Linked DNA regions of Homo sapiens: region 2 is linked to region 1. The links are chromatin contacts, found by Hi-C or POLR2A ChIA-PET in ENCODE. All regions are on one chromosome and are shown on one strand. Each heading gives the region's core, a stretch centred on a gene start or an enhancer-like site at or near the end of the contact. The rest is flanking DNA. Distances are from core to core; before and after follow the strand shown. Region 1 has its middle 26 kb from the start of FAM222A. Region 2 overlaps FAM222A (family with sequence similarity 222 member A).

The links. A loop is a pair of places that touch in the nucleus more often than their neighbours do. ChIA-PET counts read pairs that join two places held with the same protein, here RNA polymerase II (POLR2A).
Region 2: a loop to region 1 is called in a map of CD4-positive, alpha-beta T cell, with 2.5 times the contacts of the local background. The contact joins two enhancer-like sites. A Hi-C loop is called at or near these places in 1 of 168 maps with a recorded cell type or tissue (CD4-positive, alpha-beta T cell). POLR2A ChIA-PET finds 5 or more read pairs at or near these places in 2 of 52 experiments (PC-3 and WTC11).

Annotation. Positions count from the first base shown.
Region 1 is chr12:109,684,755-109,690,132 of GRCh38, forward strand. No RefSeq gene overlaps it. Among named protein-coding and RNA genes, the nearest start is that of FAM222A, 26 kb to the right of the region's middle. Within about 2 kb of position 1,462, at least 2 of the 41 ENCODE cell types and tissues checked have a DNase peak (open chromatin) inside an H3K27ac peak, as active enhancers do.
Region 2 is chr12:109,742,002-109,747,175 of GRCh38, forward strand. It overlaps FAM222A (family with sequence similarity 222 member A), which reads left to right. Exons shown (of 3, transcript NM_032829.3): 2 at 2,100-2,227. The coding sequence starts at 2,146. All of the region lies in intron 1 of FAM222A-AS1 (FAM222A antisense RNA 1), which reads right to left. Among named protein-coding and RNA genes, the nearest start is that of FAM222A-AS1, 29 kb to the right of the region's middle. Within about 2 kb of position 1,315, at least 2 of the 41 ENCODE cell types and tissues checked have a DNase peak (open chromatin) inside an H3K27ac peak, as active enhancers do.

The DNA.
Region 1 (5,378 bases), core at 212-2,711:
TTCTTTCTTTCTCTCTTTTTTTTTTTTTTTGAGACGGAGTCTTTCTCTGTTGCCCAGGTTGGGGTGTAGTTGCACGATCTCAGCTCACTGCAACCTCCACCTCCCAGGCTCAAGCAGTTCTCGTGCCTCAGCCTCCTGAGTAGCTGGGATTTACAGGCATGCACTACCAGGCCCGGCTAATTTTGTATTTTTAGTAGAGTAATTTTGTATATTTAGTTTCAACATGTTGGCCAGGCTGGTCTCAAACTCCTGACCTCAAGTGATCTGCCCACCTCGGCTTCCCAAAGTTCTGGGATTACAGGCATGAGCCACCGCACCCAGTTTATAGTGTTTTATATAGCTACCTGTGTTGCTTCCAAAAATATGATTTGAAGTAGTTGACATTTTAAAAATCCCTGCCTAGTTATGCCATTAAAATTAGAAATAAAATACAAGAGAGTTAAGTATAAAGAGAGTTGGGAGCAGAGAGGTATCCAGGCTCTCACATCAGAGGGAGTGAGGTAGGGAAAAGGCCTATACTATTAGATGCGGGAATGGGGAATATGCACAAAAAAGACTCTATTCTCTGACCGCCCTGTCTCTGCTTTTCATAGTCTTGCAAGGTCCTCATATTCCCTTAAAATTGTTTAAAAGCCACATTAAAAAAAAAGAATGTTTTTTCCTATCAGTATAGAAAGAGACAAATTACATCAGAAAATCTAGGTTAAGGCAATAATGGCAATTGAAGTCTAAACCTGGTCCTGAGCTTCCTAGCAGCCGTGGCAAAAAGGCAAATGGGTTTGTTTTCTTAGTTCTCACGGGCTTCCAAAATCAATGTTTAAGGAAAGTATAATAAAGTCTAGGTTTTCCAGAGAGAGAGACTTTTCTCCATGCTGAATCCTGAGAGGGGTATGTCCCCTGGGCCATTGGAGCCTCCATGTGACATAGAATGACCCTGAATAACATCATGGTTCAGTTTCTTTATCGCTGTTTTGCATTCTACATGTGGTTCCTTCTCATGTCAACCCTCAGCAACCACCAAGGGCTCCATCAGTTTGTGGCTTTTAAACAATTTGTGGCTTTTAAACAATGGGTAAGCAGTTCTCCTGGGGAAGGAATAATTTGATCTGACTTGATCCAGGGACCAAGCTTGGATCATCTGGAGGGTGGAGGATGAGTGTCTTCGGGCGGCGGCAGCAGCAGCAGATAAGACTCCAGCAGCCCTGGGAGCAAGAGGGGGGTGTGGGAGGCAACGGACACAGGGCAGTTAACATTCCTAGTATCCAGGATTGGACCAGAGAAACCAAGTCTTTCACTCCTTTCTTCCTCCCTGGAAAGGCCTAACCAGGGCATCTGCCCACCAGGAAAAGCCCTCAGCCAAACCTAGTAGAATGAGCTTTGAAATCAGATCGTCAAGACTCAAGTCCTGGATCAGATCGTCAAGGCTCAAGTGCTGGCTCTGTCGCTGGTTAGCTGTGTGACCTTGAACAAGTCTCCAAGCCTTTCTGGTTCTCCATGTCCTCATCTGGAATGCGGAAATAGTCACTGCTCCATGAGGTTGCTGAGAGCCTTAGATGAGGTAACTTTACGCATGTGAAGTCAGGTTAGTATTATAGTTGCCAGTCTCCTTTCTGCCTTCATTTTCTCTCCTTGTCTTGGAACAATCCAGTGTGCTGATGGACCCCATGTGGGAGAGCAGAGCCTGATGCTTCTAGAGTGGGCTTCTTGGGGGTCCATGGCTAGGTTTTACTGTGCTCATGAACCCATGAAACAATAGGCAATATTAAGTGTACAGAGGCATTTTTCTAGGTAGAAAGTCCATAGCTTCTATCAAGTGCCCAAAGGGACCCAGGACCCCAAGAAGCCAGCTGTCACTGCCCTGAGGGGTGGCTCTGACCCTCCTGTCCTTTGCCGCCCTAACACCAGACTCCGGGCCCAGTCCTCAGGTCATCTGCCAGCCTCAAGCGTCATCGGGCCCCAACCTGGCTGGGTTCCTCCTTTGCCACAGCAAGGGGGATGGGCAGACCTGGTTCTTAGAAGGGTGCAGCCTTGATCTGGGCTGGTACCAGGAAATAAAGCTCCAAAAGTGTATTGAGGTCAGGCGCAGTGGTTCACGCCCGTAATCCCACTGCTTTGGGAGGCTGAGGTGGGAGGATCACTTAGGGCCAAGAGTTCAAGACCAGTCTGGACAACAAAGCAAGACCTCGTCTCTACACAAAATTAAAAAATTAGCTGGACACAGTGGTGTGAGCCTGTAGTCCCAGCTTCTCAGGAGGCTGAGGCAGGAGGATTGCTTGAGCCCAGGAGTTTGAGGCTGCAGTGAGCTATGACCGCACCACGGCACTGCAGCCTGGGTGAGAGTGAGGCCCTGTCTCAAAACAAACTCCAAATAGTGTATTGAGAACTTAAAATGAGCTACAAGTGTCTGCACATGTGATCTTCTTTAATTGGCCCTGAGTCCTGGGATGATTATCCCCATTCTAAAGGTGAGGAAACTGAGGCCCAGAGAGGGGAGTGGGAGGGCTCACTCAGAGCTAGAGGCAGTGCTGGGATTTGGGCCCAGTGCTGGTTGATTCCGGAGCCCGTGCTCTTTCCATAGTGTCACAGGGGGCCTAGGAAATCCGTGGGGGCCTGAAGATGGGAACAGGCCTGCAAGGTACCGTTGTTCAGGTTGTACCCTGCCCAGGGACATCTGGTTGAGGGAGTGGCATTGGGAGTGAAATGCGTCTGAAATTTGGCTCGAGGCCCACTAGCCTAGGCTTGTCCTAAGGGCCTTCAACAGCCTAGAGAAAGAGTTGCCTTTCTTTTCTGGGGACAAATTATTGTCCCCAGAATGGGGCTTTTTCCTAATGGGTCAGCCCAGAGTGAGCACCATTTTTTATCATTTCAATAAAGCCCCCAGAAAGGCTCCCTGCAATTCTGGTGGAAACACATTTTTTGGGTTTGTTTGTTTGTTTGTTTGTTTGTTTTGTTTTGAGACAGGGTCTCGCTCTGTTGCCCAGGCTGTGGAGTGCTGTGGTGTGATCATAGCTCACTGCAGCTTTGACCTCCCAGGCTCAAGCAATCCTCCCACTTCATCCTTCTAAGTAAATGGGACTATAGGCATGCACCACCACACCCAGGTAATTTTTAAAATTTTTTGTAGAGATGGAGGTCTCACTATGTTGCCCAAGCTGGTCTCGAACTACTGAGCTCAGATGATCCTCCTGCTTTAACCTTCCAAAGTGCTGGGATTACCAAAGTGCTGGGATTACAGACATGAACCACCACACCCGGCCATGAAACACATTTTTAAAAGGTGTGCACATTGGCATGAGCTGAGACTCTCTGCCTAGCTTCTACAATGACACTTTCAAGATGGAGTCCCATGGGACCTACCTGCCCAGAGAAGCCAGCCCAGCCTCAGCAGGCAGAAGACAGTTCCTGACACTCTCCAAGATAAGCCAGGGCCAAGGAGGAGGTGCAGGGATTGGGACATCATTTACTCTGCTCGGCTGTTCCTAGAGTGCCCCCTCCCACCCCATCTGGCCCCCATCTCCCAACCCCCCGCTAACACATGACCCTCAGGCATGGGAGGCAGAGCCCCCTAGTAGAGAACCATAGAGACCTCAGGCCTATGGTCATTTTCCTAGCCATGGTAGTAATCTACAAACCAGTGGTATCTTTTCAGGAAAGGGTGGGCAGGCCCTCCTGGTCCCTAGAAAATCCCTCCCATGACTGGCATCTCCCAGAAGCATCCTCCCCAGGCCAGCCCTATGGTCACCTATAAGGACTGATTGCCCAGGTCCACCACCACTCAGCACCCATTCTGTCCTCTCTCCTTCTCCTCTCATCCTCCCACTCCCTGCTACCACTTTGGGCCTGATTAACCCCCTGAAATCTGCCATGCCACAATGACTAATCAGGCTCATGCCCTACTAATTGGCACTCAGAGACCTGACAAATGGCTCTGCTGTGGGATTCCAGTGCTGGGCTGGGCTAACTTTCCATACCCAAGCAACCCCCAGTTTGCCCCTAAGACAGGTGGGCTGGAGCCCTAGCAGAGAGGGGGAAGCAGAGGACCCAGGACAGAGGGAGAGCCGCTTAGCAACCCTCTGATTAACTCAGGTCTGCCACTTCCTGACTGTGTGTCTTAGAGCAAATTATCTCCCTCTCTGAGCCTGGCATTCAGACTCTGAGCTTCATCTCCAGTTTTAGCTCCTTAGGTACCCTGCTTCTTCTGCTCCATCCAAACCGCCCAATGACTGTGGTCTAGTCTCAGCACTCTGGGGGAAAAAGGTGTGTGCATTATATGTGTGCATGTGTGCATAAGTTTATTATAAACTTTATTGATATGACAGATGTGTAGCACACTTTTTTTTTTTTTTTTGAGACAGGGCCTCCCTCTTTTGCCTAGGCTAGAGTGCAGTGGTACGATCATGGCTCACTGCAGCCTCGACCTCCTGGGCTCAAGTGATCCTCCCACTTCAGCCTCCTGAGTAGCTGGGACCACAGGCATGTGCCACCATGCCTGACCAATTTTTTATTTTTATTTTTTTGTAGAGACAGGGTCTCACTATGTTGCCCAGGCTGGCTTGAACTCTTGGCCTCACATGATCCTCCTGCCTCAGCCTCCCAAAATGCTGGGATTACAGACGTGAGCCACGGTGCCTGTCCTCTAGCACACAATTTTAAAACAATAGTAAAATACCAATAGCCTTTTATTGTAGATTCCATAGAGTCAATTGATTCTCATAAAATGCTTTCATGGATTTTTGCCAAATTCTGGTATTAGTAGCCAATCTATGGTTAAAATTGATGAGCAAATGTAGTTCAGGCATGGATATTGGTTGGTATTTTCATTTACGTGTTAAAGGGTAAGCTGAAAGTGAAACAGCGACATTGTATTGCAGAACTTCACTCATTCAGCAGTGATGTGAGCAACTTCTTTGTTGAATTGCATAATAATTTTTGAGTACAGGAAGAATATTTTCTCAATTTTTTATGCTATTCACTTGCAATGGCTATAAACACAACATACAGGCCAGGTGCAGTTGCTCACACCTGTAATCCCAGCACTTTGGGAGGCGGGGATCACTTGAGGCCAGGAGTTCGAAACCAGCCTGGGCAACGTAGCAAGGCCCCATCTCTACAAAAAAATATTTAAAAAATTAACCAGGCATGGAGGTACATGCCTGTAAGTCCTAGCTACTCGGAAGACTGAGGAGGGAGGATCGTTTGAGCCCAGGAGTTGGAGGCTGCAGTGATCTATGATCACGCCACTGCACTCCAATCTGGGAGGCAGATTAAGATCCTATATCTAAAGCAAGCAAACAAACAAAGTCTACAAGCACATATAAGTTTAATCTGTGTTATTAACATATTCTGCATTTCTTTCTTTCTTTTTTTTTTTTTTGAAG
Region 2 (5,174 bases), core at 65-2,564, 57 kb after region 1:
CCCAACCCCTATGTCAGAGCGGCTAGAGATGGACTCTGCCCTGGAGCAGGGGCCACAGAAAGAGGCTGGGGCAGGGTGAGGGAGGTTGCCACAGGCCTCTTACCTTCCAGATTGCACATGATTGTGAGTCTCCATAGACCATCCGACTGTGCGTAAGAGGGTGCCTGTAAGTGCAGAGGAACATGCCATGCAGCAAACACATATGTACATAGGTGAGTGTGTACCAGGGTGTGTGTGCACACCCAGCCCTCCCTGTGCACATGCACGGCGTGTCCTCCAGGGCTGGTGTCCAAGGCTGTGGTGATGGCAGGCCCGAGTCAGGCCTGCTCCCGCCACCTGCTCACATTCCAAGTCCCCGAGGAGAGGAGCAGCACTGCCTTCCTGCAGTCAAGGACTTTCATCCCTGCAATAAGCCCCACTTCATTCCCTTTTTAAACTGTATAATTTCTGCCTGATTGTAATGGCCTATTTTAAAATTACCAGAAATCAAAGCCGGGAAGTGGATACTGCAGCTTTTATTGCGTCTCTGTGTTAAGGCTGGCGATTGGGGAGGGGGCGGTGAGAATCACCTCCCCTCCCCTCCATCCTCCACTCTCTCTCTCTCTCGCTCTTTTTTTTTTTTTCTTGAGACAGTAATAGGAGAAAATTGGTTTTGAAACTGAATAAAAGTCCCTTTCAGAGGAAATCATTTCTTTCAGGGTACCTTTGCTGAAAGTAAAATAGGGCATAATGAAAGGTGGTTACGCGATTGTCTTTCATTTACCGAGAGGCCAGGACAGACGGGAGGCTGCAACCGTCTCCGGGAAATACAAGATTGGAATAATTGCGCCGTAACAAGGAGCTTGTTGTGAAATTAGTATCTTAAGAAAGTAGTGAAAAAAGGCTTTTCCTCATGAATACTTCATTATTAGAAGAAAGCGGCAGAATTTAGGACTCCAGACACCTGTTTAGTATTAAATAACTTCCCTTTCTTCCCCTTCAACACCCCCTCTGCTTTCTTCTTCTTTTTTAAAACCAACATGAAGATTGAGGTGATCCAGCTTGGCTGCTCAGGACTGTGGGAGGTCAGGAAGTGGTGGGGACAGGGTGCCCGGGAAGATGGACATCAGGGGTGTCCGGGGTTGAGCTCACCCTGAGACCTGCCTTCTCCTTAGCAAGAAGGGAGGAAGGGACCTCTAGGTAAGCTCCCACCGCCACCCTCCCATTGGGGCCTCACAGGCAGGCCCACTCTGACCCTGCCAGTCAGGGGCTTTGGGCTCTCAGGAATGTGCCTGGGCCTCCTGAAACGTTCTCTGCAGGAGAGTGGGTTTGGGGAAGCTGAAGGCAAGTGTCTGTGTGAATGTCAGGCTCTGGCCGTTGGGGAAGGTACCACACGGGCCTGTGTGCAGCCACATCTGAGCTGCTGCCCTGCGGGGCACAGATCTCTGCCCTTCCCATTCAGGGTAAGGAGCTCAGGCAGCGACAGGGATCTCGGGTCAGGGCAGCCTTGATGGCCCATTGGGGCTGGGCTCAGGGTGCAGCATGGATCAAGGTTCAAGAGCCCCTTGTTCTCTCAGGAAAGCCATCCTGACATCTCCCCTCCAGGGGGGCTATGAGGATGCCCTGGGCGGGAGACAGACCAGTACTTCAGTAACCTGGGACACCCATGTACCCACTGGCATTTCCCGAGCACCCCTCTGTGTAGATGCCCAAGATGACCAAGTGGGGTCTTCAGGCTGACTTGCTTACAGGGGGCCACCACCGGCCGGAAGCACAGCCTGCTGCGGGGCACGGAGGGAGTGAGGATCTCACCCAGTTGGGGGCATCAGGGCAGGCCCCAGAGCAGATGACCCAGATGCCGAGCAGGGCCGGGGCATGTGTGATCCATCAGTCCAGCCCCCACTCAAGAGCCCTGGATTCTGTCCCTTCCCATGAGGCCACAGATGGGCCTCTTGATGCCTCAGGCCTTGGTCCCCTCATTGGTCGAATAAGGGAAATGGGTGTCTGCTTTGAGAGTCTCTGATGTTCTTCGGGGTTGCAGGGAGACTCCCGGGGGGAATGGTGGGAGGCGAACACGGAGCAGCCCCCAAGTGACAGAGCACCCCATCTTCCTCCTGCAGGGACCCAGTCGCAGAGCGCACCCCACTGGGGACCCCCAGCTCAGCCATGCTGGCCTGTCTGCAGAGGACCCAGAACGCCCCGGGCCAACACCTGGCCTGCCCGAGCAAGAGCCTGGAGCTGCGCAAGTGTGAGTAGGACGCCTCCCCAGCCTTTGCAGGGCAGGTCGTGGGCAGAGAACGCCATTCACCCCCCAGGATGTCCACCTACCATGGCCCTGTCGGAAAGTCTCTATGCTCTCTTAGGCCCCCAGGCCTTGGCCCCGGCTGTGCTGCCTTCCTGGTCTCCATCCCCAAAATGACACCCACTCCTTTGGCCAGCTCCTGTGGAGCAAGACTCTCAACTCTGGCTTGACCTCCTTCCCAGCAGCCTCTTCTGACCACCACCATCGCCATGCCCCAACCCCGCCTCTGCAACTTCACCACCATTATCTAGCCATGTGTGTCTCCCTTACCACCATTAAAGTAGGATGACGTGGAAGCAAAAAATAGACAGAATGGGGTCCCCGCTTGAGGCCCATGAGCTGTGTGGTCTTGGGTGTTTCCTTCCCTCTCTGGCCTTGCTTTTTCACTGGGACCTAGACCTGGTGACCAGGGGTCTGTTCTCACTATCTAGGACCAGGATCTGAAACGCTCTGATTTGGTTATTTTTAGCTATCATAATTTCTTTTTTAATGAAGTACTTAGAAACGGAGATTTGCATTAAAATATGGATTTCTACTATCTCTTGAAAAAAACAAAAACAGAGGCTCTGGTAACATAGGCCTGTGTGCCTGTATTGCAGCTATGGTTAGAGCTGAATGACTGCCTCTTTTAAAGGGATGTCTGTCTCCAGGTCACCGCGGTCCCCACCCCTCCCTATTGCTTCTGTGCTATAGCCCAGGATCCGTTGCCATTTAGCATGATGCTTACAATGTGAAAATATTTTTTTTCTTTTAAATATTTATCTTTAGACAAGGGAACATATTCATGTTATGCAACACTTGGAGGAAGGAAGGGGTATATAGACAAAAGCCTCCCTCTGGGCCAGCCACCCGCTTCCCTCGCAGAGGGGGTCCATGTCGTCAGCTTCCTGGGTGTCCTTCCAGATGTTTTATGTGCATCCCAGCAAATATGTATGGAGACGCATATTTTACACACTATCCTGCATCTCACTGTTTCCCTTTGTAATCTATTCTGTATGTCAGCTTCTAAAGAGCTTCCTCATTCTTTCGCCACATAGTTTTCTCTAGCAGGGGTGGCCCATAATTTATTTGGCCAGTCCTCTATTTAGACTGTAACTGACCTGTTGCTGTTACAAGCAGTGCAGTGGTAAACCCTGGATGTGTCACGAGGATGTGGATAAAACTGCAGGGTACATTTCTGGAAGTGGAAATACCGGGTCAAACGGATGTGTGTTTGGCATTTTGATAGCTGTGGTCTGATGGACATCTTTAGATGGTGTATCTGTGGATACCTCACATTGTGGTGTGAGAGAGTCTGTTCCCCACCCCTCACCATCACAGCATCATATCACACTTTTAGGTTTTGCTCACCTGGGCAGTGACAATAGGATCACAATGTGGGTTTGGTTTTGTTTTGTTTTGTTTAGGGATACAAGGTCTAGCTATGTTGCCCAGGCTAGTCTCAAACTCCTGGCCTCATGCCATCCTCCTGCCTCTGCTTCCTGATCAGCTGGGATTACAGGTGTGAGCCACTGCACCTGGCTACAGTGTAGTTTTAACTTAGTTTTATATGAATGAGGTTGAGTATCTTTTTGTGTCTGTGCCATTTGTTTTTCCTTTGACTAATCTACTTATCTCCTTGGCTCCTTTTTTTTTTTTAATTGGGTGGTGGTTTTTGTTCTTATTGATTTGTAGGAGCTATTTGTGTATGATGGAATCAGACCTCTGTCTGTGCTATGAATTGAAGACATTTTCCCCAAGTTGGTTTTTGTTTTTGATTCTGCCATGGAGGAATTTTGTTTGGAAAGTGAGACTTATCAGTATTTCCTTTTATGGCATTGGATTTTGTATCATACTTGGAAAGTCCTTCCTCAGGCTGAGATTATTATTTTTTAATTCCCCCAGGTTTCTTATAGATCTCTGATGGTTTTTAAGAAATGTATGAGACCGGGCACAGTGGCTCATGCCTGTAATCCTATCACTTTGGGAGGCCAATGCAGGTGGATCACGTGAGGTCAGGAGTTTGAGACCAGCCTGGCCAACATAGTGAAACCCCAACTCTACTAAAAATACAAAAATTATCCAGGCATGGTGGCACATGCCTGTAATCCCAGCTGCTCAGGAGGCTAAGGCAGGAGAATCGCTTGAACCCAGGAGGCAGAGGTTGCAGTAAGCCAAGATAGCGCCACTGCACTCCAGCCTGGGCAACAGAGTGAGACTTGGTCTCAAAAAAAACAAAAAAAAAAGTATGCTCTCTATATGACTTATAGTTTATTGGGTACAAAGTGTGAGGTGTGGATCTAAATACATTCAAGTATCAGTGCAGTGCTGTTTTAATTATTATGTTGTTTAAAAATTTTAGCCTTATTGAGATATAATTCATATACCATTCACCAATTTGGAGTGTACAATTCAATGATTTTTAGTATATTCATAGAATTATGCAGCCATTACCACAGTCAATTTTAGAACATTTTCATCACCTCAAGAAGAAAACCGACACCCATCAGCAGTCACCTCATCTCTCCTCACCAACCTCCTCCCCTTTCTCTACAATTTCCCTATTCTGGACTAGTGACTGGCTTCTTTCACTTAGAATAACATAAGTTCATCTGTGTTGCAGCATGTGTATATCCAGGTCGAGTAGCCCTTATCAGAAATGCTTGAGACCAAAGTGTTTTGAATTTTGGAAAATCTCATTATACCAGTTGCGCATCCCAAATCACAAAATCTGAAATGCTCCAATGAGCATTTCCTTTGAATGACATGTCAGCACTCAAAAAGTTACAGATTTGGGAATACTTTGGATTTTAGATTTGGGGTGCTCAATCTGTAATACTTTTTCTTTTTTTGTGACAGTCTCACTCTGTTTCCCAGGCTGGAGTGCAGTGGCACGATCTTGGCTCACTGAAGC